Regions from separate parts of the Homo sapiens genome. Here region 1 is linked to region 2. A link is an interaction called in ENCODE POLR2A ChIA-PET data of the cell type or tissue named here. Cell type or tissue: CD4-positive, alpha-beta T cell. All regions are shown on one strand. Each heading gives the region's core, and the rest is flanking DNA. Links, peaks and the distances in the headings are about the cores only.

Region 1 (15,675 bases), core at 3,762-7,761, 1.4 Mb after region 2:
AGGCAATACAGCAAAACAATTAAAAGCATAACTCCTAGACCAGACTGCTTGGGTTTAAATTCTAAATCTTATATTTCCTAGATATATGACTATAGGAAACTTATTTAATTTCTCTCAACCTCATTTTCCTCAGCTGTAAAATGGAAATAATAAGAATATTTACCTTATTGGGATGATTTGAGGGTTAAAAGAGCTAATACTTATAAAACCCCTGGAATAGTGACTAGGATATTGTGAAAGCTCAATGTTAGTTATTGTTGTTACTATTTGTAGTGGTGGTGGTGGTGGTGGTGGTGACAGGAAGGGTATGATCTGGGGCATCTGGAAGATTCACTTTTCTTGTCTCAGGATGTTTTCTGATGAAGACGTCTCTGTTCTGTGACCCCGAATTATTTCTCTCCTCTCTGTTGGTGTCCTTTTCTTTTGGGTGAACAGATCACCCAGGAAGGAGTACACTGTGCCTCTCAATATAACTTGGTTTGATGATTTGGTGTTTATTTTCCTCTCTTCATACTTCTGATAATCACTGCAAGGGTAGTTGTTCTTCCTTTTTCTCCTACTCTTCCCTTTTCCCCTTATAGGTTCTTTGATTCAGACGTCAGAAAATAAAGATGGCATGACTACATAGTCTTGTTTTTATCCCCATTTCCTGTGCCATTCCTCCATATGGAAATGTACCCTCAAGTGCTGGCTAGAGGTGACTAAAGTGACCAAAGGTCACTTTTCTACCTCTTCTTCCCACCCCCTCAAAACTCCCAGATTGGTAGCTTTCAACCTAGGAAGACTGCTCCCAGTGCTGTTTCTCCCTAAGAGTTAGGAGTGCTGTTTCACTCCTAAGAATGAAACTCTGACCGGGACTGTTGCCTGAGGAATGCCCCACAAATTGGAGTAAATCATAGTGGTTCTGAGGTTCCTGGGGTTCTTTGCTCGGGGCCTCAGCCTCCTCTTTTCTTAAGTTCACCATTTAGATACAATTAAGACCTGGCCTTTAGTGCTTTCACAAACATATATATTACCAGAGTGGTTGGTACCCTTGATGCACGTTAGTTTATAGCCAAGCTGAACACCTGAATAATACAATTACTCTCAGATTGGCAACCAAGTGAATAATGTATGCTATCTCATAGATAATTACTGGAAAAGACTGACCAAGAATTAAAAATAACCATAAATATATTTAAGGAGATAAGAAAAATATTTGCAATATGATGCAAAAACAAGAAAATATAAACACAGAACCAAATAGAAATATTAAGAATGAAAAATATACTAAAAATAAAGAATAAAGCAATCTGCATGATAGAGAAAGGTATCCCATTTTTAAATTTTGTTTTATTTTGATTTTTTTTGAGACAGGGTCTCCCTCTGTTGCCCAGCCTGGAGTGCAGTGGTGCAGTCTCTGCTCACTGCAGCCTCTCCCTCTGTCACCTAGGCTGGAGTGCAGTGGCACAATCTCTGCTCCCTGCAGCCTCGACCTCCTGGGTTCAAGCGATCATCCTGCCTCAGCCCCACAAGTAGCTGAGACTACAGGCATGTGCCACCAGGCCCAGTTAATTTTTGTATTTTTGGTAGAGATGGGGTTTCACCATGTTGCCCAGGCTGGTCTCGAACTCCTGGGCTCAAGTGATCCACCCGCCTCGGCCTCCCAAAGTGCTGGGATTATAGGCATGAGCCACTGTGCCTAGCCAGAGAAAGGTATAACATTGATGAGCAAACTCATGAATTGGAAGATTACATTGAGGAATTCTCTGAGAATGCAGCATTATATGATAAAGAAAGATAACACATGGAGTAAAATCTAAGAGATACGATAGGTATAGGTAGAAGGACTATCTAGATAAATAGGTGTCTTAGAGGAGAGAAAGGAAGAGGGAAATATTTGAAGAAATAATTAAGATAAATTTTTCAGAATTAGACTTGTAGAACACCTTAGACTAAAAGGACTAGTAGACTGTTAAATAGGTGAAAGAAGGAAAAACCCACCTTGAGGCCCATTTACAGTAACATACAATAATGTATAATTATATATACAGTAACGTATAATATCAAAGACAAAAAAATTCTAAAAGCTTCCAGTGACAAAGAGCAGATCACCTACAAAAGAAAAAGATTGGATTGTACCTAAGTGTTGATTTGAGAAATCTGGTATCGGGAGGACAATAGCGTAATCTTTTTAAGGTGTTAAAAGATGTTGAATACACACAATTTATATGCATCCAAAATGTGAGACATAATAAAAATTATCACACAAGATCTCTGAAGGTTTGCTGCACAAAGATACGTTGAAAACACTTTTGGAATAAATACTCAATAAAAGATATACCTGGGAAATACTGCAAGAGCCTTTTAAAACAAAGGGGGAGTTGGCCGGGCGCGGTGGCTCGCGCCTGTAATCCCAGCACTTTGGGAGGCCGAGGCGGGCGGATCACGAGGTCAGGAGATCGAGATCATCCCGGCTAAAACGGTGAAACCCCGTCTCTACTAAAAATACAAAAAAATTAGCCGGCGTAGTGGCGGCCGCCTGTAGTCCCAGCTACTTGGGAGGCTAAGGCAGGAGAATGGCGTGAACCTGGGAAGCCGAGCTTGCAGTGAGCCGAGATCCCGCCACTGCACTCCAGCCTGGGCGACAGAGCGAGACTCCGTCTCAAAAAAAAAAAAAAAACAAAAAAACAAAAAAACAAAGGGGGAGTTTTAAAACAGCTCCCAGATTCTTTGACTATCCTTCTATAGAGTGGTGGGGTTTATGTCCGTTGCTCTTGAATCTAGGCAGGCTTGGAGCTATTTGGATCAATAGAGTATGGCAGAAGTCATATGTGACTTCCGAGGCTTATAAAAAGCTGTGCATTGGTTGTCATACTTGGAGAGAATTTTTTTAAAAGGAAAAAAAGAAAAAGCAGTGCGGATTTTTCCTGGCTCTCTCGATGCTAAGAATATACAATGGGGAAAGCATAGTCTCTTCAGTAGATGGTCCTGGAAAAACTGGATAGCCACATGTGGGAGAATGAAATCAGATCCTTATCTCATATATGTAAATCACATATACACCATACACAAAAATCAACCCAAAATGGATTAAACACTTAAACATAAGACCTGAACTGTAAAACTACTAAAAGAAAAGAGGGGAAAAGCTTATTGACGTTGGTCTTTGCAAAGACCAACGTTTTTTTGGATATGACCCCAGAAAACACAGGCAACGAAAGCAAAAATAGATAAATTGGATTGCATTGAACTGAGACGCTCCTGCCAGTAATGGAAACAATCAACAGTGAAGAGACAACCTATGGAATGGGAGAAAATATTTGCAAACCAATGAAAACAGAAGAAGAAAATGATAACAAGAGCAAAAATTAATGAAATAAAAAAACAAACATTCAAAACAGAGAATGTCAGCAAAGCCAAAAGTTGGTTCTTTGTAATGCATAACAATATTGATAAATCCCTGGGAAGACATACATTACTTGACAGAGATCTTTATCTAGACCCGGGGTTGGCAGAGTACAGCTTGTGGGCTAAATCTTCCTGACTGCTTGTTTTTGTACAGCTTGTAAGCTAAAAATAGTTTATATATTTTTAAATAGTTGAAAAATATCAGAAGAATAATATTTTGTGATACATGAAAACTTTATGAGATTTCAAAATTTATTGTTCATGCAGTCTTACTGGCATACTGCCACACTCATTCATTTATGTATTGCCTATGGCTGCTTTCATGCCACTACACAGGAGTTGAGTAGTTGTGACAGAGACCATATGGCTCACAAAGCCTAAAATATTTACTGTCTGGCTCTTTACAGAAAAAGTTTGCCAATCCCTGATGTAGGTTTTACAAAGAACTCCTACAGATCAGTAAGATAAACAAAGACAGAAACCAATAGAAAATGGGCAAAAGACTTGAACATCGACCTGGAAGAAGATGTCTAGCTAGCTATTAATATTTGAAAAAGTGGTTGTCGTTATTAGTCTTCAGAGAAATGCAAATAAAAACCATAGTGGGATATCACTGTATTCCACTATAATGGCTAAAGTTGAAAAGCTCAACAAATACCAGACATTGGTTAGGATGAAAACCACTGGGGACTCTAATGTACTGTTGACAGGAGTATACACTGACACAATCACTTTAAAATTCTGCTTGGCAGAATCTATTAAAAACTGTACACTGGCTAGGCGCAGTGACTCATGCCTGTAATCCCAGCACTTTGAGAGGCTGAGGCAGGAGGATCACTTGAGGCCAGGATTTGAAGACCAGCCTGGGCAGCATAGTGAGACCCTATATCTACAAAAAATGAAAAAATTAGCTAGGCATAGTGGCACACACCTGTATTTCCAGCTACTCAGGAGACTGAAGCAGGAGGATTGCTTGAGCTAAGGAATTTGAGGTTACAGTGAACTACGATTGTGCCGCTGCATTCCAGTCTGGGTGACAAAGCAAAACCATCTCTAAAAAATAAAAACTTAAAAAAACTGTACACAGAAATACCCTATGATATAGTAGTTGTATTCCTAGGAGTATACTTACCAGAAATGTATAATTATATGCCCCCAAAACCATGCACAATAATGTTCTTACTGGGAATAATTCAAATCTCCATCAAAATACAAATGTAGAGTAGTCTTCCAGTCATACAATGGCAAATTATCAGCAATGAATATTGACAGATCACTGCTACATTCGACAATGTGGGTAAATATCACAAACACCCTTGAAGAAGCCAGACACAAAAGAATACCTACTATATATATGTAATTACATTGTTATATATAATTCCATTTGTGTAAACTTCAAAAACAGACAAAACTAATCTATGGTTTTAGAAGTCAGAATACTGATTACTTTTGGAGAAGGGCAGAATCGTTACCGAATGTTGCACAGCCCGGCTTCTGGTGTGTTTATGTTCAGTTTCTTAATCTGGGTGGTAGTTACAATTCAAGCTGTATTGTTCATGTGTGCCACATGAGATCATCTCTTTTTTTACTGTTTACAGATTATAACTCATAATGTGCAAAAACATATTTGGAAAATTTTGTTTTGAGCCCTGTCCCATAATTGAAAGCATTTATTTTTCAGATAGGGAAAGCAGATTTTGAGAAATAGTTGGAGAGATATATATAAATACAGTCATACCTGTCTGACTTCTGTTATTTTTTTAAGAAGTTATAGCTATAGGAAATGCCATAGTGAGTGTTAATGTAGAAAAGGTTGTAAGTTCATTTTTCATCTGTTAAATGTTTCAGATTTATTGTCTTATCATTAACTCCTGGAGTTTCTACACATGCAGTGACGTGAATTAGCCCATCATGTATTTCCTGTCATCTCAGATTGTTGATAACACTTAAAATGGGTCATGAGGGTTTTTTAAAACAGAAACTTTTCCTTTTTCTCTTCAAACAGTTACAACAGTCTGTGATACACATGTCTCCCGTGCCACCAAAAAGAAATTTTTCCATTTGTATTTTTGTGGAACAAATGGATAAATTCTAAATTGGCTACCCCTTTGACATTGTAAATACCTATAACTAATCTACCACTTAAGTTTTAAACCTCACTGTCTTTCCTTAAGCCACAGCCTATGTCACTCTACTTCTTTGACTCTTCTGCTCTACTCTTATCCCTGGCCACATTAAGACATTGATCTCCCCTTTTCTCTCAGTCTTTGTGATTTCACTTCCCTTTACTTCATGATCAGTTACAATATTCTGCTGTCATTCATTAGAACTCTTAGTTCTCTTGGCTTCGGGATAAAAAGCAAATTCCTTATGTCATACATACAGAGTACATCCAGATCCTTCATAGTTGGCTTTTTCAGCGTTAACTGGAGAGGCACCACAGAGGAGTGATTGAGAGCAATCTTGCCCCAGTGCGCCTGGATTCCAGTCTCAGCTCTGTCTCTTAGCTTTGTGAACTTGGCCAAGTTAATTAATTTACCTATGTCTTTGTTTCTTTTATCAGTTGAATGGGTTGTTTTAAGGATTAAACTCTTTTTTTTTTAGAAGAGCCAGCATAAAGCACTTTTATTGTAATAATAAAATTGGAAACTCATATGTGATGTTGTGGGGAGAGGGGCAACAATTTCTGTCACCAGTTCACTACACAGGACATCAAAGGAGTGACAAGGGACTGAAGAAGGAAAAGCCAGGAAACGTTGAGATCAGCAGAGAGAGTCAAGTGGCAGAAAACAGGAGATGTTGAAGCTGCGATGACAAGCATCATTTGCTTAACATTCAAGGATTTGTCATGATAGCTGGGCTTTCATTGGGTGGTTAAGTCTACAAACAACACCTTTAATTTATACTTTCAATTAAAGTTCTTAAAATTAAGGAAGTGGTGGAGCTTGGAAAGTTATGAGATTACAAAATTTCTGAAAGTCCATTAGAAAAGCCACAGGATGGGGCAGAGGAAATAAGCCAGGCCACCAAGAAGGCTTCAGAGGTCCCCGCTGGCCCAGGGACAGATACCTGTAGCATCCAACATCGCAGTGAAAATGATCTGCTTTCAAAAGGCAGAGGATTTCAGGGGAGGGTAGAGTGGAACTGATGGAGGCAAAGGCTCCCCATCCCCACCTCAGTTTTTGGTAGGGCTTTTAATTTAACCGAAGGACATCTTTCAACTTTGAGAATAATTCAGCCCTCAAGAGTGCGTCAGATCTGCTATGGCTTTGCAGCGCAACAGCAAGAATGTTTAGTATATAATAGATTAAAATTTCATCCAAAAAAAATTTAAAATAAAGATTCTTATAACCTCCCCCCACAACACTAAATCCTGTTCTAAAGTTAACCAGTCACTTGTTCTGTTAATATTTGACCATAGACTTACTTGGAAACTAGATCGAAAAGACTGAAGCTGAATCATCACCCCAAAGTGAAAATGAAATAAACTGAGTAACTTAAGGCTTATGGCATATAGTTTAAGTAAAATGAGAAGAAAGAGGAAGAGGAAATGGAGGTGCCAGAAGCAAAGCTGAGTGACAGAACGCATTCAGTCAGGGTAGATGTTATACAGGTTGTAGTGGATCTACATGTGGAAAAGCTCCATATGGATTTATGTGCATGTGTCTGGAGGCACCAGATCCTTCTGTGGCAGATGTAAGAACAGGAAGCCAAGGGAGGAGGCCATTCTTGCCATCCCAGTCTTAGAAGCTCCATGTTGAAGACAAGAGTGGCATGATGCCCTGGTGCCCAGTGGCACTGAAAGCATAGTCTAGAGATACATTCAGTTTGGCTCTGTGACCCACATTCATCTGGGCAACCCCTACCTCCCACTCCCGGGTCACCTTCTGCTTGCCTAGCACACACTTAAAGGGCTCATTTCTGTCCTTTGAAGAGTCAAATTTCTTTCCATCTTAAAGCATCCCGGCTTCCGGAAGGTATCCAACTCCTGGGGAGATGATCTCCACCTTCGCTCCCAGGACATCGGCGGATGCCGGTGGGCAGGCAGTGTGGACTGAGAGGGACCTGTCAGTGGTTCCCAGGCTCTGCCTCATCCCTGCTGTCCATCATCTGCACACATGGGCACCCCCGCACGCCCCGTCCTGCACTAGGAGTAAATTCTTAGCACTTTCCCCCTAAATCTGGAATGGAGATGGAGTCCTCTTTACCAAATTAGTTTTCTGAACATACTGTGCTGTTTGATAGCAGTGTTCCCCTGTGTCCCCTTACTTCCAACTACAATTTCCTGATAGACCCTCAAGATTAGTTTACTTGACCCCTCTGTGAAGCTTTTCTTAACCATCCCCTCATAATTGGTTTCTTAAAATAGTTCTCTTTTTACCAGTAGTATTTCTTACTGATTTGTTTATATGTCCTCTTCAACTCCTACTAGACTGGAGTTCTTATCAACAGGAACTGGTCTTACTCATTTTTAAAAATCATAGTAGGTTATTAACGAATGGAATGAGTGAATGAAACTTTAAATGGAAATTGTTAAATGTGGCACCAGAATGATTTGATTTGATTTGATGTTTGTGGTTACTTTACTATTCATGTTTTCCTTTGCACTTTGTTTTTCATAGACTTCTAATGTAAAAGAAATGGGATTAAAAGAAAAATCTTCTGAAAGTTATTCTGGAGGAAGATGAACCATTACCTCTACTTTTATGATTGAGGTCATAATTGCCACCTTCACATGCATACATGTTTACAAACAATTCATCAGTTTTATTCATTCCCATTTTTGACCTTTTGATACCTTCCATAAGCCAACATAATATTAAAAAAAATAACTGAAGCCATTAAAGGTGAACTTTCCTCCACATGGCTGCCATCTCTGCTTTAAAAACTCTTACACATTTATTACTGTCATGATTCAAAGCTAAGTGCATTGACGTCTTTAATCCCAACTCCATGAGATGCTCCACTACTTTGACTTGATACCAGTGTGTCATGCTGTTTCTCTTTTTATTTCTTTGCCCGTTCCTTTTGTTTTGCCTTCATGGGCATCTTTTCTTCCACTTGTTGATTAAACTATTAGTGTTCCACCGAGTTCTGTTGTCAGCCTGCTACTCTTCACACTCTACCTGCTTCTGGTTTCAGGTATAATTTACATACAGTAATGCCCAGATTCCCAGACCAGACCCCTTGTCAAGCTTCAGACATTTGCAATTGGATGTCCCACAGGTACCTCAGAAATCGCATGTCCAAAATTGAACTTAACATTCTTCTCTCAAAATATTTTTCTTCTTTGATTTTCTGTATCTTGATAGTGTCACTGCCTACCTTTTTACCTGTGCTAGAAACATGAAAATCATTCTTGATTATTTCAATCTTTTTATTTTTTTTCCACATTCAGTTCATTAGATTCTCTTTCTCCTTGCTTTCACTCCCCTGATTCAAGTCCAAGTCATCTCTTACCTATATTACTGCAGTAGTTTCCTAACTGATTTCTCTAGTTCTAACCTGGTCTCTCCTCAAATCCATTCTTCACAGAGTGGCAAAAGTGATTAAAATTCTTTCATTAAAAACTTGGAAAAATGATTGCAATGATATAAATGGTGCTTACAAATTAATAAGAACAAGATTAATATCTGTTAAAAAAGGGGGGAGGTGGAAAACATAGTTTGCTTACAGAAATGAGATGAAAATGGCCAGTTGACCTGAAAAGAGTTCAACCCCACTAATTGTATAAGAAATACAGATTAAAGTAGCCCATTTTTGCGTACTGATTGAATTTTAAAATAATAACCTACTCTTGGCAAAATTATATGGGGATTCTCATACACTGCTGGTAGTGGTACAAATTGATGTAACCTTGGAGGGCAGTTTGGTAATTTTATCAAAAGCTTTAAAACTCACACATTCATTGACCAGCAGTTCCACATCTGATAATTTGTTTTGATGAAATAAGGATGTGTGCAAAGATTTATGCATGGAAGTATGCATGCAATGATGTATATTTAGTGGCAAAAATTATAAACCACTTAAATGCCCAAAAATAGGTGATTGGTTAAATAAAACAGCCTACCTATGTATCAGAATACAATGCTTCCTACAAAAATCATGTTTTAGAAGTTTGTTAAATGGCAAGAGAAAATACTTTGGGTATATTAAATGACGAAAAGTAAGATCCCAAAGCAACATGTGAGAAGTATGATTTGTGCCACAAAGTTACATTGTAAATTGCATCAGATCCTTGACTTTCTTATAAAAATTAGCCTCACACCAATTAGGAAGAAGCTTTATGTATCTTCCTCTTGAGGCCTTCTCCCTGTAATTTTCAGAATACTGGATGTTTACTTATCTTGAAAGGATCATTTTTCTTCTAAGCTCCAAGCAGAGAGAGAACTGGATTCTGAGTCCATTAATGAGTGCATGATTGTCATTGCTTCTCAAGGTAACTTAATTTCAAGGGCAACCACTAGCTACTTAAAAACACCATGCAGTTATTTTGCTTGTACTATCACTTCTGCCTAGAATGTTCCTCCTTCCACTCCCTTGCCTGGCTTTCCTCAGAAACCTCTGAAACTCTGACTCCTACCTATTCCTATCCCTTGTACCCTTCTTCCATTAGCTGTGCATTAATTATGCACATGTATTTTATACATTATCTGTCTTGTTTTACGTATCACATTTACATTTTCCCCCCAGTTTTTGTATCCAGTTTCTACCCTACTAGACTGAGTTCTTTGAGGACAGGACTGGATCTTGTCAATCTTTAGATCCTTAGCACCTAATGTAGTAGTGCCTGATGCTGTGTATTTGACCACAACGGATTGCTTAAGAACATATTCTCCGTACTTCTGGATAAGATGTCAGACAGTAAATTATAATCCATTCTTTTATAGTATGCTATCTGTATTCAGAATATTTCAGAATTTCACTTTATAAACTTTATATTTTTAAGGTATTACTGTATGTTAGAAAAGTCTTTACAATTGCTTTATAATCCTTTATTGGGGCCTTAATCATTTTGGATTGGTTTGCAGTTCTTCTTAGATTTTTATTGCATCAGTGGTCATGTTAGCTTTGAGATAAATTCCACATTTTACAAGCTTGAAATAATTTCCTAATAGTTATGTAAATTTATTCTGAACCACAGTAGCCTCATTTCCATGGTAACTAACCACCTTCAGAAGAGAACTTTCAGATATTCTAGAAAAGACCAGAAATATCCATGTGAAATAAAATGAACTAATGATGTAAAGTTAGAACTCAGATTTATGTGGAGTACAGATGCATGATATTGGACCCTGAAAATGTTGCAGATAGAAGAGCCGTTCAAAGACCTGAAGATTCTGCCTGTTTGCTGTTTGTACATCAGGCAAAATGCAACCTAAGAAAAACTCAGCTGTATTGTGATTTTTGTTACTAAAATGACCCCAATGAGGAAGCTTTGTGGGACAAATAAGCAAAATTCATGGTGCAGAAATGGATTTGTGGTGCCACTAAGAGATTAACATTGTGCTTCACAGAAGGAATGTGGTCTCATGAAAGGATATATGGTTTTTGGAAGCATATCCCTGATTTCGAGCCTCTGGCAATGTGATCTTGGGCAAATTAATTTATTTACTTGAACCTCATTCTTCCTATTTGTAAAGTAGGGATAAGAGTCCTTCTTTGTGGTGGTGTTGTGAGGAATATCCTTGATACAGTGCCTGGTACATTATAGGCATTCAGTAAATGTACCTCAGCTAATGTTCCCAGGGCTCAGAGAATCTTTCCTTTGTAAGACTCCTTCACTTGATTCTGTTGTCTTTGATTTCTTTTTTGCCTTCTAAAGGATTCTGTTTCCTCCTTAGATTATTTAAATTGACATCTCAGATAACTTTCTGTTTGCTTTTGTTCCATGCCACCAGCCATCCATCAGATGGCACCATGTTTTGTGGTCTTTGAGCCAAGCCAGTCACACCCCATTCCTCATGCCCAGTCTAGCTTCTTAGGCTTTCTCACCTAAGTCTGTGCTTGCTGGGCTCCTGCCTATCTAGGACAACATGACAAAATACTAGTAAATATTCTTCATTCTTTATTTAAAGAGCATAACAATTGATAATACGAGGACAAAGTCATGTCCCTTCCAGCCCAGAAGTAAGTGAAAAGATTTGACTATCATTGTTGGCATTACTCTGCTTCTTAGGTTATCTGTCTTGATCTCAGAATTTCAAGCATTCCTTAATAATTAGCCCACTCTGGGTCTCTTATTTATTAATTTTAACTATCTTTTCTTGGATATATATTCTTTTATTGTATATATTCAGTTTTATTGGTGGAATGTCTTTTTTTTTTTTTTGAGACAAAATCTCACTATGTCGCCCAGGCTGGAGTGCAGTTGCGCGATCTCGGCTCACTGCATCCTCCACCTCCTGGGTTCAAGTGATTCTCCTGCCTCAGCCTCCTGAGTAGCTGGGATTACAGGCACCCGCCATCATGCCCGGCTAATTTTTGTAGTTTTGCTAGAGACGGGTTTCACCATGTTGGCCAGGCTGTTCTTGAATTCCTCACCTCAAGTGATCCACCCACCCCGGCCTCCCAAAGTGCTGGGATTACAGGCATGAGATTATACTGCACCTGGCAAATGTTTTTCATGTAGTATTTACTACCTTATTTTTATTGAACCATATTTCTTCTGCCTTAAAGGGGTATCATCAAATCTACAAGCTTTGGTTAAGAGAACCATGACAGGAAGAATCTTAGTAATTTTAATTATATTGTCAGTAAGCTTCTTGTATTAAATATATTGAATCTCTTAAACTTCATTTAAGAAATTCCCATTCTCCTCTTCAATTTTAGTTAGGTTCCCCTTTCTTCATTAAAGAGATGATAGAATTAGGAACAGCAGGAAAAGTGGAGCAGTTTTATAATTTTTTTAAATGCCCCCTTTCTTGCTAAAAATCAAACTAAAGAGCTCCAAAGTGGGCAGTGGAAAGATAATGTCCTAGTGAAAAGAATATCTAAAACAGGTTTCTTCATTTTGTATTTCTTCCCCCGCTACCTATTTCTACCCCTAACTGTTAAGGGTGTATTGATGGCACTTTCATATAAACCCAGTTTACACACAGGAATGGGGTCTTACCCCATCAGGTCCCCACAGGAGCATTTTATATCAGAGCAGCACAGTTACCCTCAGTTTATCTGAAAGTTACATGCATTGAATGGTGATTTAAATTCTGAGAATAACTGACAAAAAGCTAAATGAATCTAAATTATTCTACTTTTTCCCAGTCCCTATTGTAATGATAACCAAGATTTCTTTGGTCTTTTTTGGCCAGAGAAGTCTCTTAGGTTGAAATCATATCAGTGGTTTTCAAACTTGTTTTTTTTTTTTTGGCCAGGGAACTCAAGCAAAATCATAATTGGAAGTGAGATATTTAAAATAGATAAACATGGAACTACTCAGATGGAAGCAGGGCAGGGTAGGAATAGTTGCCACACCCAGACCCTCCATTCCTTGTTTAGATTTTTTTCTTGTTGATGATTTCAAATACAGAGTTTTGTCCAGGGGCCGTAGCTCATGCCTGTAATCTCAGCACTTTGCAAGGCCGAGGCGAGTGGATCACGAGGTCAAGAGATTGAGACCATCCTGGCCAACATGGTGCAACCCCGTCTCTACCAAAAATACAAAAATTAGCTGGGCGTGGTGGCAGGTGACTGTAATCCCAGCTACTCGAGAGGCTGAGGCAGGAGAATCGCTTGAACCCTGGAGGTGGAGGTTGCAGTGAGCCGAGATTGCGCCATTGCACTCCAGCCTGGCGACAGAGTAAGACTCGGTCTAAAAAAAAAAAAAACAGGGTTTCAGTGACCATGTTAAAAGTAACAGCAAAGATACTTTTCAAACACTATTTATTCTGTATCTACTGCAAATAGGCAGAAGGCAGAATCCAGTATCACTGGAGATACAATGACATATAGGGCACATTCTCATCTTCAAGGATACAGTAGGTGATACAGAGAAGTAGTTAGACATTTCTGTCCCAGGATGATAAAAACTATAAGATTACGTGTCAACTATGTCTTTGAGACTTATTCTTGTCCAGGTGATTTCAGTGATTCTTGTGCAGAAAGTAGAAGGAAAAAAAAGATACGATATTTTTAACAGATAAATTTATTCTTTGAATTCTTAACATCACATTATGAATTAGAAATGATAGTACATCTAAACATTTTTAAAATATTTAAGAAATTTTTAAATTACTACATAATATTTGTACATATTTGTGGGATACATGTGATATTTTGATACATGCATTCAGTATTTAATGATAAAAATCAGGATATTTGGGATTTCTATCATCTCAAACATTGATCATTTCCTTTTGTTGGGAACATTTCAAATCTTCTAGTTATTTTGAAATATATAGTATGTTATTGTTAATTATAGTCACCTTATTGTTGCTATCAAACACAGAAACTTATTTCTTCTATCAACTGTAGGTTTGTACCCATTTACCAACCTTCTTCATCCCCTCTCACCTTGATCTCTTGCCCAGCACACACACCTTTCCCAGCTCCTGGAACCTGTGAAAGATCTAATTCAGTAATGATCACAGACCTAAATAGTTTGTAGTTTCAAAGCAGAATTTACATGGACTGAATTTGACTTGTGAACTTTGAAATCCTGAGAAATGGGTCAGATGGTTGTTCTGTGCCATTTTCAAAACCAAATCATTTTGTAAGATCCTGCTGTCTGCCATCCTTTTTAAATCATGTTTTACATAGTATTTTTTTAAAAGAACTATTTTTCAGAATACAGTGCTTTTCTCCTTTTTAAAAAATCTTAATCATAGTAATTTCCCAATAAGAAAGCAAAGGTGGTAAAGAATACTTTTTCCTAAGGAAAAAATATTTTATAATTGTTTTCAACATTTTTTTGTGTTAGACATTTTTCATAATAAAAAGCTGAAGGAATTTTACAGCAAATACCCACCACCTTCAGTCTTCAGTTGACATTTTACTGTAATGCTGTATCAAATATCTATCATTATATTAATCAATCTAAATTTTTTGTTACATTTCAGAGTAAGTTGCAGACATACCCAGATCCTTAAGCATTCATATCATTAGCTAAGCTTTAATATTTTGTTTGCAGTTTTTTTCTCTTTCGAGGTAAAATTTATATACAGTGTAATGCACAAATCTTAGATGTGCTGTTTATGTGTTCCAGCAAATACACATTACTATACAACCAAAACCCATATTAAAATATAAAATATTACCACCACTGCAGAAAGTTTCCACATTCCTCTTCTCAGTAAATCCTCTGCTTACTACCCCAGAGGGTCTATTCTTTTGTTTTTTATTCCCCACTATAAATTAGTTTTGTCTGTCCTAAAGCTTCTTATAAAAGTAATCATGTTGTCTGTGTTTGTTTGTTTAAGGCTTCTTTCACAAAGCATAACGTATTTGAGGTCCATCCATGTTGCTGCTTGTATTAGAAACCTGTTCTTCTTTGTTAATGAGTAGTATTTCTGAGTAGTGTATGCCAGGCCTTTTCCCAGAGTGGTCATACCAGTTCACATTCCTACCAACAGTGTATGTGAGTTCTGGTTGCTCCACATTCTGACCCACATTTAGTGGTGTCAGTCATTTTAACTTTAGTCATCCTGGTAGGTGTATAGTAGCATTTCTATATGGTTTTAATATGCATTTTCCTGATGAGTAGTGATGTTGAATACTTTACGATTGCATATTGGCTGTTCTGGCATCTTCCTTTGTGAGGTATTTTCTAAACAGTGTTGATTTCCTGGGTAGATGGTACATGTTATAGACATATTAAAACTAATTCTTAAAGTGTTCTGTCAGGAAACTGTCTACTTATTGATACCTGAAAATAGTGGACAATAAAAAAAATTGATATAATTTCAAGCCTGTTTTACATGTCTTTAGAAATAGTTGATTTTAGCTATTATTTATTTGTGAGTTTGTTCTCACACTGCTATGAAGGAATACCCAAGACTCGGTAATTTATGAAGGAAAGAGGTTTAATTGACTCACAGTTCTGCAGGGCTAGGGAGGCCTCGGGAAACTTAGAATCATAGTGGAAGGGGAAGCAAACATGTCCTTCTTCACATGGTGGCAGGAAGGAGAAGTGCCAAGCAAACCCTTATAAAACTATCAGATCTCGTGAGAACTCACTATCATGAGAACAGCATGGAAGTAACCACCCCCATGATTCAGTTACCTCCCACAGGGTCTCTCCCACAACATGTGGGGATTATGGAAACTGTAAGTCAAGATGAGATTTGG
Region 2 (17,360 bases), core at 8,092-12,091:
TAAAAATAATGGGAGTCCATGTTTTTCCATAAGATTGGCAAGCTTTTAAAATATTAGACAATGTTTGTTCATTGTTGGCAACCGCATGGGGGATAGGTCAAGTGGCAACTCGTAACTTGGTGTAAACTTTTTGAAGAGAATTTTATCAATATCTATCAAGATACAAAGATATTATTACCTTTGACTTAATAATTTCACTTCTAGGAATATATACTAAAAATATGCTTTCAAAAATGTACAGGGGCACACACATGCAAAGAATAGGGCTCATCGGGTGTGCCACCTACTCAGGACGCAGAGGCAGGAGGATCACTTGAGCCCAGGAACCCGAACTGTGGCTGCCCCTATGAACAGTCACGGCACCTCAGCCTGAGCAACACAGAAAGACCCCATCTCTGAAAAAAAAAAAAATAGGGCTTAATGAATTGTGTAGAATTAATGAATGAACCGTACAATTTCTTGTAACTTATAAAAATTGGAAGCAAGCTGGGCGACGTGACTCACACCTGTAATCCCAGCACTTTGGGAGGCCAAGGCAGGCGGATCATGAGGTCAGGATATTGAGACCAGCCTGGCTAACACAGTGAAACCCCATCTCTACTAAAAATACATAAAATTAGCCAGGCATGGTGGCACGTGCATGTAGTCCCAGCTACTCAGGAGGCTGAGGCAGGAGAATCGCTTGAACCCGGGAGGCGGAGGTTGCGGTGAGCCGATATCATGCCATTGCACTCCAGCCTGCGCAACAAGAGCAAAACTCCATCTCAAAAAAAAAAATTAGAAGCAATTACATTTCTATAACTAGAAGGAAATGACTTATTTAATTATGTTCCAGCACATAGGACAAAATACAGACACCCCAAAAAAGAAGATGGTAGATATTATGATACAAAAAATTATCTAAATATATTTATGAGTAATATTTTAAAAAGCAAGCAGCTGAGAAGTATATTGTCAGTTCTTTCCCAAAGTAATCTATAAATGGAAGCAATATTAATCAAAATCCAGGCAAGGTTTTTCATAGAAAAATCTGACAACCTGTGTCTAAAGTTTATGTGGTGGCTCACGCCTGTAATCTCAGCACTTCGGGAGGCCAAGGCAGGCAGATCACTTGAGCTGGAGTGGGAGACCAGCCTGGGCAACATGGTGAAACCCTATCTCTACTAAAAATACGAAAAAAATTAGCCAAGTGTGGCAGCATGTGCCTGTAATCCCAGCTACTCGGGAGGCTGAGGCAGGAGAAAGGCTTGGACCCGGGAGGCAGAGATTGCAATGAGCTGAGATAGAGCCACTGTATTCCAGCCTGGGTGATACAGCGAGACTCCGTCTCAAAAAAAATAAAATAAATAAAATAAAATAAATAGAAGTTTATATGGAAGAGCAAAAGCAAGGAACCAAGAAGAGCCAAGGCTGTTTTGATGATTAACCATGTTGAGGGACTTTTCCTACCACATATCAAGGCATCTTGGCACAAGGATGGATAAAAAAAGCAAGGAGAGCAGAATAGGCCAGAAATACACATATAAAGGATGTGTGATATATGATGGAGGTCATATTATGAAGCTGTGGGGAAAAGATGAACAATTCAATAAATGGTCATGAGACAATTGTTTATCCATATACAAGGAAAAAAACAAGAAAACTGAACTCCCTCCTCTCATCCTACACATACCATACACTCCACAAACCCTAATTCCTGGTGGATTAGTCAAAAGAATGTGAAAAGAACATTTTAAAACTTTTAGAAGAGAACAGGGAAATTTATATTTTATTTCAGAGTACAGAAGGGTTTTTTAAATGAAACCAACAATTCCAAACCACAAAGGAAAACATATTATAATATCAATTACATTAAAATTAAAAATCTCTGTTTATCAATCAACACCAGAAGCAAAGTGATCAGAAAAGCCACAGGCTGAAGAAGATATTTGCAGCACATATAACCTAACTCACAAAGGATCAGATCCATTAGATATAAAGAATTTTCGTGAATCATTTTTTAAAGTTAACTAAATCAGAAAATGAGCAAAAGATCAGAAAAGCAATTCACAGAAAAGGAAGCTTGAATGGCAAATATACATGATATGTTCAGCCTCACGTGGGAATCATTTCACATTCACTAGCTCAGCAAAAACTAAAACATATGGCAAAAAGAGAATTCTTCTGTTTCACTGACAGGAACATAAACAGTTATACCGACTTTGGAGAGCAAACTGACTGTATCTAGCAAAGTTGGATATACCTTATGACCCAGCAAGGCCCAGGCAGAGGATGGTAACAAAACTACTTAAAAGCATTGTTTGCACTAGAAAAAAAAAATTGGATTAATGTCCAACTTAAATGTCCATCAATAGAAAATGATTAAATTGTGGATTATATACACAAGAAAATTCAATAATGAAAATATAGCATTCATCAAATATGAATGAATCGCACAAATTCAATGTCGAGCAAGTTGCCAAGGAGCTTATACAGTATGTATCTTTTATGTTTAAATGTCACAGAGTGGTGAGGGATTCCCTCACATAGAGTTTAAGTGTAAAGAAATGTTTGGGGATAAGAAACGCCAAATTTGGAACTTCTGATTACCTCTGGAGTGATGAGGATGAAGGAGGAAGTGATCAGAGAGAAGTGAGGACACAGATGAGTAACTTATTCTCTATACCTATTTCCCTTATCGTGTTTAAAAGAAAGAGAAAAACCTGTGAGCCCTTGGCACACATTCATACCCCACAATGGTAATAAACAGCAGCGCAGGAGTTAAAGCCACAGCCACTGCCCTTTCTCTTCCCACTGGTCCAGGCTGCCTCTTGTGCTCAGGGAGTCTTCTGTTCATTCTCTTTCGCTACAGATGAAAACTGCAAGGACAAGTACTACAACTGCAACGTGGTGGTCCAGGCAAGACTCTGTGTCTACAACTACTACAAGACCGCCTGCTGTGCCTCCTGCACCCGTGTGGCCAACAGGCAGACGGGCTTCCTGGGGAGCAGATAACACTCCTGCACCCCCATCAGTAGGGCAGCATCACTGCCTTCCCGGGGGCTTCAGCAGTGCGCCTGGCTGGCTGCTGCTCCACCACGGGCCCCCTGGCCCAGGCGCTGCCAACCAACTTAGTCACCACCCCTGCCTCCGGTGAATGCACCCCGTGGTACCCAGGGGCTTTTTACACAAGATGTTTGAAAGCCACAGTCAGTCCTTTAAGCATCACCATGTACTGATGATCCCCTCCTTGGACCTGGCATCTGCTAATGGTGCCCTTTGAAAGTCAAGCAGTGGGAAGTACATGGAGCTCTCAGCCCTGCTCCCATCTGGCACCTTCAAGTCAGCAGATGGGCCACTGACTGAGCACTGCCCCGTCCCTGGTGCTACTGGTCTTTCTAAACTTAGCACCCTGGAGAGTCCAAGGAGGCAGCGCCCCCAACCCAGCGCCCCACTAAGCCTTGCTGACACGCGTGCATCCCTCTGTGACCTCAGCCCAGATGTGCCTGTTTTCATTCTCAAAGACATTAGACTGTTTTCCTGCCCTATGACACAGATAGCTCACATGAATATTGTGCTTTATTTAGCAGGTGTACTCACAGATACTAGCTCCTTAGCAGCTCACAACATCCCAGAATGGGAGGCAGGGGGTGACTCATTATCCCCATTTTACTGACAGGGAAACTGAGGCTCAACTTAAGTAATTGACCTGCCAGGTATATTCACCCATCCAGTGGAAGAGCTGAGTCCCCGCCCCAGTCATCTACCAGTATCCAGCCTGGGGCCTGTACTTAGATGTGAAAGGTGCTGCTTCATTTCTGACCAAGAGACTGAGAAGTTTCCCAGAATGCAAACAAAGCCCAGGCCCCTGAAATCTTTCCGGTCAAGCCTTTATCCCAGCACTCAGTTGTTTTGGATGTCTGTTCCTACTTGCCCTTACCCCCAAAGTTACAGATCCTAGTTACAGGACTCTGCCAGCTTTGTTAAACTGTCCGTGAGACAAGAAAGCCATTGGGGAAACCAGGTGATTGCCTGAAATTCTTACTCCGTTCCAAGTGCTGTTCCTCCCAGGAAATCAAAGGCCAGGGTCCTTATGGCCGTGGAGCCTTCCCGACCACAGAGCCAACTTGTGAAGCACACAGCTCTGCAGCCTGGGCTCTGCCCTGCCTCAGCCGCCTCCCCCACGCTCTTCACCACGTTCCTGGAGAGTCCGGCCAACCTGTCCCAGCCGAAACACTGCTGTATTAGAAAAAGTCTCTTTCTGGTCTTTCTGGTTTTGTTTATGAATTTCCCTCTGTGGCCACAAATTCCTCCCCTCCCCCATGACTCACAGTCCATATGGCCCACCCCCAGACTTGAGCACCAAGCTCTGCATTAATGCAGTTGGCCTGCGACAAGGAGCTGTGGACCCTTCCCCATCTCTTCCAATTCACTTTCCCCAACTATCCAGTTCCAGAGGCCGCAGGCCTGGAAGGATGCAGTGCATATTGAAAGGTGGACCCTCTGAAAACAGTTAAGAGGAATATATGTATGTTTTACCCATTAAGAAAAAATGGCAAGCTAAACAAATGTTAAACTTACAGAAAATTTGTCTTATGGTCCTGAGCATATTTCCCTTTTAGAGCAAGCCTGGATTCTTAGCAAAGTGTTTCCCCCATTTGCTCTTTTAGCTGACAAATCTGCCACTGTGATGATGGTTTGCAGCTTTTGGAAGCAGTATGGCAACCTGGCCTGACATGCTCTTTAGGCTTCCACTAACCTGGGGCTTTCAGAAATTCTATTTGGCCTTTCTGTGGGTAGCTTTCCAGCTTCTCTTCTAGGGAGCCCCAGGCATCATTTCCCAAAAGCATCCCCATCTCCTGATTCTCTTGGAACTCCTACAGATAAGCATCCTGGCAGAGGCCCAGGCTCCCAAACCGACAAAGTGAAAAGAGACCAGAGAGGCCAAGCATATTGACTGGTGCTGTTCAGGGCCTGCTCTTTTCCACTCACCACTTGTTTTGCTGCTTGTCACGAGGAGAGTTGTTCCTGTATGTGGCTGCTCTCAGATCTTTCCAAGCAAGCCAGTCATTTGAAGAGGTTTTCTTTTCATGCTGGAGGGCAGGCTAAGATCAATGAGTGGAAGAGAGAAAGGCTGTTTTAGCTCAAGTTAAAGGAACACCTTCTAGCCATCAAAGCCGCCCAACAGAGGCAAGGGCCACCACACATGAGAGAGCGCTCTGTCCTTAAAGGGAATTCTCTGTTGAGTGGGAGGTGAACACCCTGGTTCTTCCAACTCAGGAATTCTCGTGGCTGGGCTGGGTCAGTGATGGCTTTGTCTCTTTATGTCTAAAGTGCCCTATGGCTGCTGAAGGTTACCTAACCATTCTTTAAAAGGAGAATGACCCTCCATGGGAATGGCCAGCCTGCCAACTGTGCAATTGAAGAAGACCCGATGGATCAACCCCATGTCTCCCTTGGGGAGAAAGTGCATAAACCAGGGGTCTCTTTTTTTTTTTCAACAAACCATTGAGCTGTTCTTGGAGTTCATCTCTGGAGAGGTTATACATTATTAGAAGTTTGATTATTATTATAGTTTGATCAATTTATTTGTCTTAGAGATCCAATTTTTACTAATTCCCTAGTTTTTTATTTCAGCATCTGAATGTCTTTCTCCCTAGCACAGTGCATACAATCAGGGCCTTGGGTATTTCCAGTGATAACTTTCCTTGGAGAGGATCTAAGAAAAGCCCAGATTTCGGTAGCCATCTCCCTCCAAATATGTCTCTTTCTGCTTTCTTAGTGCCCATTATTTCCCCCTCTCCTTTCTTCTGTCACTGCCATCTCCTTCTTGGTCTTCCCATTGTTCTTTAACTGGCCGTAATGTGGAATTGATATTTACATTTTGATACGGTTTTTTTCTTGGCCTGTGTACGGGATTGCCTCATTTCCTGCTCTGAATTTTAAAATTAGATATTAAAGCTGTCATATGGTTTCCTCACAAAAGTCAACAAAGTCCAAACAAAAATAGTTTGCCGTTTTACTTTCATCCATTGAAAAAGGAAATTGTGCCTCTTGCAGCCTAGGCAAAGGACATTTAGTACTATCGATTCTTTCCACCCTCACGATGACTTGCGGTTCTCTCTGTAGAAAAGGGATGGCCTAAGAAATACAACTAAAAAAACAAACAAAAACACCAAAAGAAAAAAAAAAGCCATTTAAAGCCAGCCACTAGAGGGAGTCAGTTCAGTTCCGTAAAGGTATGCTCAGTGCCCGCTGCCTGCAAGCTGTTGGGGACCCCAGGGAGGGCAAGGCAGCCTGTCCCCGCCCCCAGGGAACTAGAACATGACAAGAATTCTCCGCACTGTGCCTACCTGTCCCTTTACCTTACCTCTCTGGCCCAGAGTTCTTGGAGGGTTTTTTCTTTATTTTCTTATGTACTCATCTACTTATTCTCAAAGTATTTAGCATTCAACACTCTTTTTGCTTTAAAAAGAATGGCCTTACAAAGGGACAGAAAAGAGAAGACACGAGCTTGGTGTATTTTCATCAAGTTATGTGGCAGAGAAATCCAGATATTACCAGGACCTGTCTAAACAAATGTTGTGGGTTTTCTTTTCATTCGGATAGCCACTTTATAGTTGGAATATCAATTCTAATGAGGAGGAAGACATAAATATAAGTGGTAAAAAGAAACATGACTTCCCTTAAAACAGGCTGGATAATCTATATCAGCCTTGTGGGTGGAGACTAGTATTTGATCCTTGCCATATAAAACATTTTAATATGGTTTACATGGGAAAATATCGATGGCTTCCTCACAAAATGTATGGGTGACGTGAAGTTGAAGAGCCAATGGCTTGGGTGACACGTGCTGGATCCAAAAAGATCAGGGAGACTAGAATAAAACTTGGATGTTAAAAATTCACCAGGAATCCACATAAAGTACTATATTTGGGCTAAAATGAAAAACTAAATACAAGGTGGGAGAGAGGCAAGAATTTCAGTTGACTAAGCTCAGTGTGAGTCAAAGTGGGATGGAACCATGCAAAAACAAAACCCACAGACATGCAGGCTACGTGAGGAGAAAACAGTGGTGAGGATCACATCACATTGTGTTTGCATTTGCCGGAACCATACTTTAAGAAGAAAACCGATCATCTATAATAACATCAGTTTATCAATGCCCCGTCCTGATGAAGTGTGCAGACTCTCAGAAACAGCAGGAAGGACTTCATGAGAACCCTCAGGCTGGAGAAGGCACTAGGGCACAAGGAGAGCTCTCCTAGGACCAGGACCAAGAAGCTACAGGCAGGCACAGTTTAGCTCCTGCAGAGACCCAGCTTTTCACAAGTTGGAGCCTTCCAGAGATAGAGGGACTGTGGTAGGTGGTGACCCACCCATCACTGGAGGTGGAAGCAGAGGCCGTTTGCCAGGGATGCTGGAGAGGGGATTCAAGCATCTGGCTGGGCAACGTGATGCTCAGGGCCGTCTCCACTCAGGGCTTAGGGGAGTCTGTGAGTAGAAGAGCTTTAGGTGATTTGTTTGGTGGGGGAAGGCAAGTACACAGCTATGCACTTTCCGTTTCTGACTTTTGCCACCCTGTCAGCCATGGGGAGCCCACTGTGGGACTGAAACCCTGAGCTGAATGCGGCCTCATGTCTCAGAGAAACACTGGCAAGTTGGTCAGAGCCGCCGTCTGCATCGAGGCGTAGCTGAGCGGCAGGATGGGGGGCTGCCTGCCCAGGGTCTCTCACCGTGGTGTAAGCAGAGCCATGGCTTGCCTAGGACCCTATAGATACCATCACTCTTTCTCAGCTCGACTGGAGTTTCTGCACCTTTGCAGGGGCAAAGTAACTCCCTGCACCCTGAACCACCCCCCATTCCTGTTCATTTCAGCAGATAATGATGGAGGGGGGGGGTGTCCATCGTGCTGAGGGTGTGACCGCAAGAGGGTGAAAACTTCCAGCCAACTTTCTCAGTCCTTTCTCTTGCGAGAGGGAAGCCACCTGCTATACAAACTAATACCCCCTGCCTTGACCCCTTCCCCACGACTCAGTTGACAGAAGGATATACTTTGTTATAACTTATTATTTTGTTCTCTGTAAATACAAGATGTTTATAGGAAATATGTATTCTGAACTCTATCTGCAGAATGAGTCACTACACCAAAATAGTTCTATTATTTAGAATGTGTTAATTTTAAAGGGACCTGATAGGTATTTATTTACATATGCGATCCACATTTGTGTGAAAGCATGTGATCATACTAACCCAGCCTCCTGGAATGTCGCTGTACGATGATTGATGTCTTTTTCTCAGTCCATAGTTACAATTGTTTAGTATGCTAATCAGTCCAGTTCCCTGAGGTTTAAGATCAAATATAAATTACTCTGCTTTTCGACTCATTCAGGTAGCATTGTACCTGAACCTGATTGCTACTTTTTCATCTTAAATATTATATTTCCTCATCTAATCTGCCTTCCCCTCATCCACAGACATTTGGAGAAGGAAATGGGAGGGTGTCTGTTATCCCTTTCTCTTTGCTTTGTCCCCGTTGTTAGACTGGCAGCGTCAGTTGCTCGGTGGGCTTGGTTAGAGCCGTGGGTGAGGCAGGTGGCTGGCGGGGACAGGGAGAGGCTGAGAGGGAAGTGGTGGCATTTACTGCTCTGACACTTCCACTGTCCCTGCTGGGGATGCTGGGGCCAAGGCCTGTGGGGCCTGTGAACTGCACAGCCAGGAGCAAGGAACCCACTAAATACTCCGTCACCTCCATGTCCCCTCTACAGTGTTAAATTATTACATAAGCAGGTGAAAGGTAGAAGGCGAATTATGTGAGTAAATATGGTCTGTTTTCTCTTCAGCAAAAATGACTATTTTTGTGTGTGACTAATTTATTTTTATTATTGTAAAGATACAATAAACCGGTTGAAATATCTGCTTTGTTGACAAGCGTGTGCTTTCTCTGGCCTTATTCGCGTTCTGTTCTCCTGCAAATAGCGCCCTCTAAAAAGAAGAGTCAGACAATAAACTGGTTGAAATATCTGCTTTGTTGACAAGCGTGTGCTTTCTCTGGCCTTATTCACGTTCTGTTCTCCTACAAATAGCCCCCTCTAAAAATAAAACTCAGACCCTTGAGAGGTCAGCCGCTTGTAGACGTTGGCTTTGGGTGCTTGAGGTGGAGCCGGGCCAGTTAGAGAATGAGACACGCCTTAGAAAGAACATGAGCCCACCCGTCCTATGTTAGGCTGCATTAGACTCACCTGAGAAGCTTAAAGTGAAGTCGTCAGGCGTGTGCACCGCGCCCAGGATGCAATCTCACATGAATTTCTTTATGTCTCCCCCAGGGAATTGTGCAGAATAGGTTGGCAGCCACTCTGCTGGTTTGGTGGGGCTCCATCTCTAACTTGAATTAATCTTCCTCCAGCTCCCTCTAGCTGACTTCACTTGGGGCTTGATTTTAGCAAAGTGTTCGACAAAATCTTTCAGGCGATCTTGGTGCAAAATAAAGTGAAACGCGACTAAGATGGTGATGCCAGTTGAAGCCCACCCTGGCCTAGAGAGCAGTCTCTAGCGAAGCCTGCAAGCTCTGCTACGGACTCCGTCCTGGACAGCATGTCGTCAATAACTCAGAAACCAGCTCTATGCCTAAAATGCTATCGCCCACCCTTCCCATCCACCTTTTTGCCTGGAAAAACCTCCATTCTTTTTTTATTGTGGTAAAATCCACTTTACATAAAATTCACTATTTTAACTTTTTTTTTTTTTTTTTTTTTTGACAGAGTCTCACTCTGTAGCCCAAGCTGGAGTGCAGTGGCGTGATCTTGGCTCACTGCAACCTCTGCCCCCGGGGCTCAAGCGATTCTGGTGCCTCAGCCTCCCAAGTAGCTGGGACTACAGGTGTGCCCCACCATGCCCAGCTAATGTTTTGTATTTTAGTAGAGACAGGGTTTCACCATGTTACCCGGGGTGGTCTCAAATTCCTGAGCTCAAGCAACCCGCCCCCGTCAGCCTCCCAAAGTGCTGGGATTACAGGCGTGAGCCACTGCGCCTGGCCTCCATTTTAACCATTTCCAAACGTACAACTCACTAGTATTTAAAGCAACCACAGTGTTGGGCAACCATCACCCCAAAATTCCATTTATTCTTCAACAGTTCAATACAGGAGTCCACCAGGCGCCGGCCACTCTGCTGAGCACACTTACATGAGCTCATTTCGTCTTCACAGCAAACCTATGAAGTTCAAATATTGTTTCCTCCTACAGATGAGAATATTGAGACTAGGAGAGGTTTGGTACCCCAGCTGATACTTGGTGGTGCTAGGATGCCACAGTCCTCTTCCCCTAGAGGCTGAGGCTTGTCTCTTTGCCGCCTCCATCTCCCCGGGGCCTGGCATGTTATATGGTTCCAGCCTATACTAGTTCCAACCTCTTTCTCCACATCAGTTTCAGTCACTGGGCAACAATTGCACAAGGACTGGTTGAAAAAGTCCAGCGCTGCCCATCCTACCCGGGCTCAGTGTGACCAATGTGATCTGAGGCGGCTTCTGGAGGAGTGCACCCCCCACCAGGGGGAGGCAGTGAGCCTGCTCTGCGCAAGGGGCAGACCCAGGCTGGGACCCTCTGCCTCCAGTTCCGGGGACCACATGTCATAAGGTTTATTGACTGTCTGGAAAAAGCCCAGAGGATGGTAGGATGGTGACCAGGATGGAGGGGTTCTGGAAGGAGGGCTGTCTTCAACCTTCAGACAATTTAAAGTACTGTCAGGGACAGATGACAAGAACCCGGACTCCTCCAGCAGACCAGGGCAGGGATGTGACTGGGAGTCAGACTTGGTTCAAAATGAGACGTTTCCAGTAATCAGAGAGGCTGAACAATGGGAAAAGACACTTTAAGAGACAGGGCCAGGGGCAGTGGCTCATGCCTGTAATCCCAGCACTTTGGGAGGCCGAGGTGGGCAGATCACTCAGAAGTTCGAAAGTAGCCTCAGCAACATGGCAAAACTCCATCTCTACAAAAATACAAATACTTAGCTGGGTGTGGTGGTGCACACCTGTAATCCCAGCTACTCAGCAGGCAGAGGTGGGAGGATCACTTGAGCCTGGGTGGCAGAGGTTACAGTGAGCCGAGATCGAGCCACTGCTGTCCAGCCTGGGTGACAGAGTGAGATCCTGTCTCAAAAAAAAAAGAGAGAGAGTGAGTGAGACCCCCAAAAAAGTGATCAGGAACATTTTAGGAGAGGGAAAATTTGAATATGGGCTGTATTTAAGATGACATCATTGGCCGGACACAGTGGCTCACGCCTGTAATCCCAGCACTTTGGGAGGCCAAGGTGGGTGGATTGCTTGAGCCCAGGAGTTCGAGACCAGCCTGGGCAACATGGCAAAACCCTGTCTCTACTAAAAACACAAAAATTAGCTGGACCTGGTGGCGGACACCTGTAATCCCAGCTACTCTGGAGGCTGAGGCACGAGAATCACTTGAACCTGGGAGGTGGAGGTTGCAGTGAGCCCAGATCATGCCACTACACTCCAGCCTGGGCGACAAAACAAGACTCTGTCTCAAAAAAGAAAAAAAAATGACATTGTTGAATCTGTGTAAAGCTTCTTGGACGTGAGGATGGTGTTTGGCCAAACAGGAGTACATGTTCCTCCAGTACTTAGCCAGGAAGGTCATGATCTGCTGTTTACCTTCTAATGGGTCACTAAAAGTGTGTGCGTGTGTGTGTGCACACACATGCACATGTGTGTATGGAGAAAGCATGCACACAGATAAGGTAAGATGTATTTTGGTGAATATTAGTGAAGGGTATGTGGTGTCCATTACACTACTTCTCTGAGGTTTGAAATTTCCTAAAATAGAAAGTTGTGGGTGGCAGAAATAAAGTACAAAAAGGGGATGGGGAGAAAGAGAACTAACTTTTTTCGCTGTGTTTTTCAGATTTACCTAATAAGAATTAACTGGGGTGCTCATTCAACCTTGAAGGTAAGCAAGGTAAATTATGTGCACAAACAAATGTTTTTAATTGTTTGAATTTTTTTCAATGAATCATTTATCAATTATGGTTTAAGAAGAATGGCTAGCTGAGCATGGTAGCTCATACCCATAAAGAATCCCAGCACTTTAGGAGGCTGAAGGGGGAGGATCACTTGAGCCCAGGAGCTTGAGACCAGCCTGGGCAACATAGTGAGACCCTATATCTAAAAAAAATGAAATAACAATTAGCCAGGCGAAGTGGTGCATTCCTGTAGCCCCAGCTACTCAGGAGGCAGTTCAAGGCTGCAGTGAGCTCTGATTGCACCACTGCACTCCAGGCTGTGTGACAAAGCAAGACCCTGTAGAAGAAGATGAGGAAAGGAGGAAAGGAAGAAAAGAAGGAGAAGGAGAAGAAAGATGAAAGAAAGAAGAAGGAGGAGGGGAGGAGGAGGGGGGGAGGAGGGAGAGGAGGGGCAGGAAGAGGGGAGGAGGAGGAGGGGAGGAGGGTGAGGAGGACGGACAGGAGGAGGAGGAAGGGGAGGAGGAGTAGGGAAGGAGGAGGCGGGACGAAGAGGAGGAGAAGAGGAGGAGGAATGGTCAATACTTAGTAGACTCAAGTGCAATTTAATAAGGCGCCTTACATCACTTTATCGGGAACAGTTGCCTTGGTCTCTCTGACCAAGAAAAGAGAGAGAAGCGGGTTTACAAAGTGCTAGGAAAGAAGACACAATATTAGAATGGGTTAACGAAGCAAAGAACAAGCCTTCCAAAAGTGGACAGTGGAGCCAGTGGAGAGGAGGGGAGGTCCCAGGAGAGGGGACAGGAATCTGTGTGGTGATCCTTGCCCTCATCAAGGCTGGGGAACCCTGACTGGGTGAGCACCACTCGATGTCAGGTATCGTCCGAGTCTCTACAGCACTTAGTTTTCATCTTCGCAACAACTCATGAAGCAAGCACTCTTGTGCGGCCATTTTATGGACAAATAAATTGAGGCCCAAAGAGAATAAGTAATGTGACCAAGCTATTAAGTGGGACAGTCTGGCTTAGGTCTTCCTTATGCCTCACTGTCTAATGAAATCAACTGGAACTTCTTTTAAAAGTGATATGGGGGCCCTACTCCCAGATATTTTGATCTTCAGTTGATTGAGGGTGGGGACCAGGCATCGATGTTTTGAAACCTCTCCAGGGAATTCTAGCTAAGGCTGAAAACACTGAGAAGAGTATGTCCCACTCTGATGTGCATATGAATTGCCTGGGGATGTTGTTGAATTTCGGATTCTGATACAGTTAGTCTGGGGTGGGGACTGAGTTCTAACATGCTCCCAGGTGATGCTGATGCTGCTGGTCCAAGGACCGCACTGAAAAGTGAGGCACCTCACCCTTCAGAATGCTGAGGGGTTTCCTATATTCACCGGGAAGATGAGCAGGTGACCTCTGAGTCATTTGCTTTCTTTATAAAACAGTCTTCTATGAAGTCTAGATGCTAGGTCTGAATCTACTAGTTCACCTTTTGGCCAATGACGCTTAGGGACTCTGAAGTGGTTTTAAGCCTCTGTGCTCCTGCATAGGTGATTTATTTGTTTTTACTAGATAATTGGTGTATTTAGGCACTCAGCTGTCCACACAAAAGAGAAACCTTGACTGCACTGACTTGGGGACTTGTTTTTGTTGGTGGGTTTTTTGTTTGTTTGTTTTTTGAGACAGAGTCTCACTCTGTCACCCAGGCTGGAGTGCAGTGGCGCGATCTTGGCTCAATGCAACCTCTGCCTCCCAGGTTCAAGCGATTCTTGTGCCTCAGCCTCCCAAGTAGCTGAGATTACAGGTGCATGCCACCATACCCAGTTAATTTTTGTATTTTTAGTAGAGACGGAGTTTCACCATGTTGGCCAGGCTGGTCTTGAACTCCTAGCTTCAGGTGATCTGCCCGCCTCGGCCTCCCAAAGTGCTGAGATTACAGGCGTGAGCCACCGCACCTGGCCGGGAAGTCCTTCTACTAAAAATGCAAAACTTAGCCAGGCATGGTGGCATGCCCCTGTAATCCCAGCTAGTCGGGAGGCTGAGGTAGGAGAATTGCATGAACCCAGGAGGCAGAGACTGCAGTGAGCCAATATTGCACCACTGCACTCCAGCCTGGGCGACAGAGCAAGACCTCATCTCAAAATATAAAAAAAGAAGTTCAGAGGGAGGCAGTTGTTGGATTAGGTCTGCAACTCAACAGCTTCAGGGCCAGCTTCTCTGCAGCTCTCTTGGCCTCTTCTTCATGGTTGCAAGCCAGCTTCTCCTGCTCCACCTATCATGTCCATCTTCAGGGAAGAAAGCAGGAAGGGCCATTGCAGCTGTGTATCTCCATTTGCCAATAAACCAAATACATTCCCAGAGCCCCATCCTACGTCCCACAAACTTCTATTTACATCTTATTGGCCAAAGTGGGCTCCATGGCCATTTGTGGCTGCAGAGGAAGCTGGGAAGACAGAGAAGGGATTGTTATGCTTGGCTGTGACCAATTGGGGTTCCATTAGCAGAGAAGAAAGACAGGAAGGATGTGGGTGAGACAACCTGGGATGTCTGATTATTGCACCCTTACCAAGCAAAAGCTTCTAGGAAGGGACAACAAAAGTTCAAACACCGCAGTGTCTGTTCATCTTTGACCCACTGAGGAACTACTCCTTAAAATGGGTTTAGGTCGTACATCCTCCCTTTATTCAGCAAATATTTATTGAGCACACACTCTGTGCCAAGCAATGTTTGGGGCAATGGAAATACATAAATCTCATGGAACTTACAAAATGCTGTGCAACCTAAAACACTTGCAGATAAGGAGACCTATTGCATCAGGCTTCTGGAGCGAACAGCCTATGAATGGACACCATATTTGGCTCTCCATTTGCTGAGAGCTGGAACGGGTGATGCTACAGATTTTATTTCTAACCAGATAGCTAGGGAACTTACACTTACCGCGCCTCCACATGATCGACCTCACCTTGTATACTCACAGCCACCTCAACAGCTGGGTGCTGCAGGTCTCTCTGCTTTACAGCGGGGAAAACAAAGCCTCAGCCAGGTGAGGGAACTTGCTCGTGATCATGCAGGTCTCAAGTGACTGGGGACTTTGAGCCCAAGTCCGCCTCATTTCAAAGCTTATGCTGGTTCCTCTGCATGCTGCGGCCTTTCTGAAACAATCACACGAAGCCATCACGTAGAAGACTAAACTCTCTTTAAAAGTAAACTTCAGCCAGAACTGACACCCTGAGCATGGGGCGTTCATCACAGCAGATACTGCTGATGATCACTGTGGCTTCATGAATAAGAGCCTGGGGACACAAGGAAGGCTTCTCCTATGACACACACACATGCACAAACACATGCACACACACGTACACATGCACACGTACACGCATTCATACACATGCACACACTCATACACATACAAGCATGCACACGCACACACATGCACACATGCACTCATACACATGCACACACACGCACTCATACACACATGCACTCATACACACACATGCACACTCATACACACACACACAAACACAAACACTGTTGCCTGCAGGGAAAATGCTTCAGGAGCCACCTCTACTTCTACATCCCACTTTTGTACGTGGATTCCAAAAATCTCTTCTAGGCCCAGGAACAGTCTTGTTTAAAGGCTGGCCAAGGAGGTGGGGGACAGAACCAGTGGGACCCAAAGAATCCAGTGTGCTGGAACTTGATGCCGATGTCAGCCTCAATGCTCTCACCCTGACAGCAGAAGTGGCGGCTTCTCCCTCCACCTGTGCCCGGACAGTGCCACCAGTCTAACTTCTGCCACCGTCCCTACCTGCAGCTCACCTGAGCCCAGAACCATGCCCCCTGCACCCTCCCGACACACTCAGGTAATGCCCCCGTTTGTGTTATCTCTTGCTCTATAACAAACAACCATTTTATTATTTCTCATGATTCACTGGGTCAGGAATGTGGTCGGGACACTGGTAATAGCTCATTCTTCCTCCACATGAAGTCCGCCGGGGCTGGGCCATCCAGGCTGGCTGGTTCACTCGCAGGTCTGATGATGATCAGGCTGAGATGATTGGAATGGTTTGCCAAGGGGGCCTCAGTTCTCTCTGCCGCCCTGTTCCCTGCTTCTTCCTCTCCATGTGGTCTCTTCACGAGGGTTTCTCTGGATGAAGAACAGGCAAGAGGAAGGAAGAGAGAGCTGCCAGATCTCTTAGGCCTGGGCTTAAGCACCCTTCCTGCATGTGGAACCCCTGGCACGCTAACCTAGGGAAAGGCTCACACTTCTCACTCACTCCACTACCCGGCCCACCTCAGTGACCTCAGAGGGGTCTGCCGAGCCTGGGGATGGGCAGTCGTCCCTGTCCACTCCCTGTCCTGGAGGTACACTGGAAAGCCACAAATAGGCCTTTGTAGCGGCAAGAGGCAGCTGAGAAGCACCACGGCAATGTAGCCGTCACTCTTGGTGACTCCAGCTCTTTCCATCCTCGGCCCCTCCATCCAGATTTGGGTCCTGCAAGCTGATTCTCAAGTTTGGCCCCATTGATAAGAGCCAGAGGCATTGTTGTTTTCTTTTCTTTTCTTTTCTTTTCTTTTTTTTTGAGACAGTCTTGCTCTGTTGCCCAGGCTGGAGTGCAGTGGCATGATCTTGACTCACTGCAACCTCCACCTCCCAGATTCAAGCAATTCTCTTGCCTTAGCCTCCCAAGTAGCTGGGATTACAGGCACCTGCCACCACGCCCGGCTAAATTTTGTATTTTTAGTACAGACAGGGTTTCACCATGTTGACCAAGCTGGTCTTGAACTCCTGACCTCAGGTGATCTGCCTGCCTTGGCCTCCCAAAGTGCTGGGATTACAGGCATGAGCCACCACATCCAGCCGGCATTGCTGTTTTCCTTGTGGCAATTTTAAGTCAAGTCAAGACTGATTCAGGGTCTTCCTGTTGATATAAGGGTGTGAGGAAGATGGTTGTGGCAGGTGCTATGAGAGGCTGACCTCATAAAAGTTGTATGAATCATTCAGACAACACTCCTGCCTTGTTATATTGGTCAAAGCCAACCATAGGCCTGCCCGCATTCAAGGGAAGGGATATGAGTCTACCTCAGCCTGCTCCTGACTCAGTTCTGTTTGCCTCAGAACTCAGCTACTCTCCCTTGGGATTCGCTGCATCCCAACTGCCTCTATCCTCCTCAGTCATGGTAATCATTCACTCACTCATTCAATCGTTCAACAAATATTAATTGAGCATCTACCCTGTGCCTGATACTATGCTAGGCACTGAATATATAGCAGTAAACCAGGTGGCATAAGACTGTCCCCAGGGAGCTTCCATCCTAAAGAAGGAGAGAGAAAATAAAGACATAAATGAGGACACTCTACGTGGTGTGTCAGGCATGATATGTGGGCTCATACCTGTAATTCCA

The links. ChIA-PET counts read pairs that join two places held together with the same protein. Peaks named below come from ENCODE experiments on the same cell type or tissue, not always from the same donor. Only the 100,000 strongest peaks of a DNase experiment are listed, where the experiment ranks them.
Region 1: POLR2A ChIA-PET joins it to region 2 with 6 read pairs; 2 of 35 experiments call an interaction of 5 or more read pairs at or near these places.

What each region holds. Positions count from the first base shown.
Region 1 is chr15:73,136,110-73,151,784 of GRCh38, forward strand. All of the region lies in intron 5 of NEO1 (neogenin 1), which reads left to right. It also overlaps the pseudogene FKBP1AP2. Among named protein-coding and RNA genes, the nearest start is that of NEO1, 91 kb to the left of the region's middle. In CD4-positive, alpha-beta T cell, for the core only: no CTCF peak of the experiment used is centred there; a DNase peak (open chromatin) is centred at 5,312; H3K27ac peaks cover 1,736 bases.
Region 2 is chr15:71,774,381-71,791,740 of GRCh38, forward strand. THSD4 (thrombospondin type 1 domain containing 4) reads left to right here. Exons shown (of 18, transcript NM_024817.3): 18 at 2,852-9,003. The coding sequence ends at 2,994. Among named protein-coding and RNA genes, the nearest start is that of NR2E3, 27 kb to the right of the region's middle. RefSeq lists an enhancer at 7,580-7,669. In CD4-positive, alpha-beta T cell, for the core only: a CTCF peak has its summit at 10,538 (motif pointing right); a DNase peak (open chromatin) is centred at 10,531.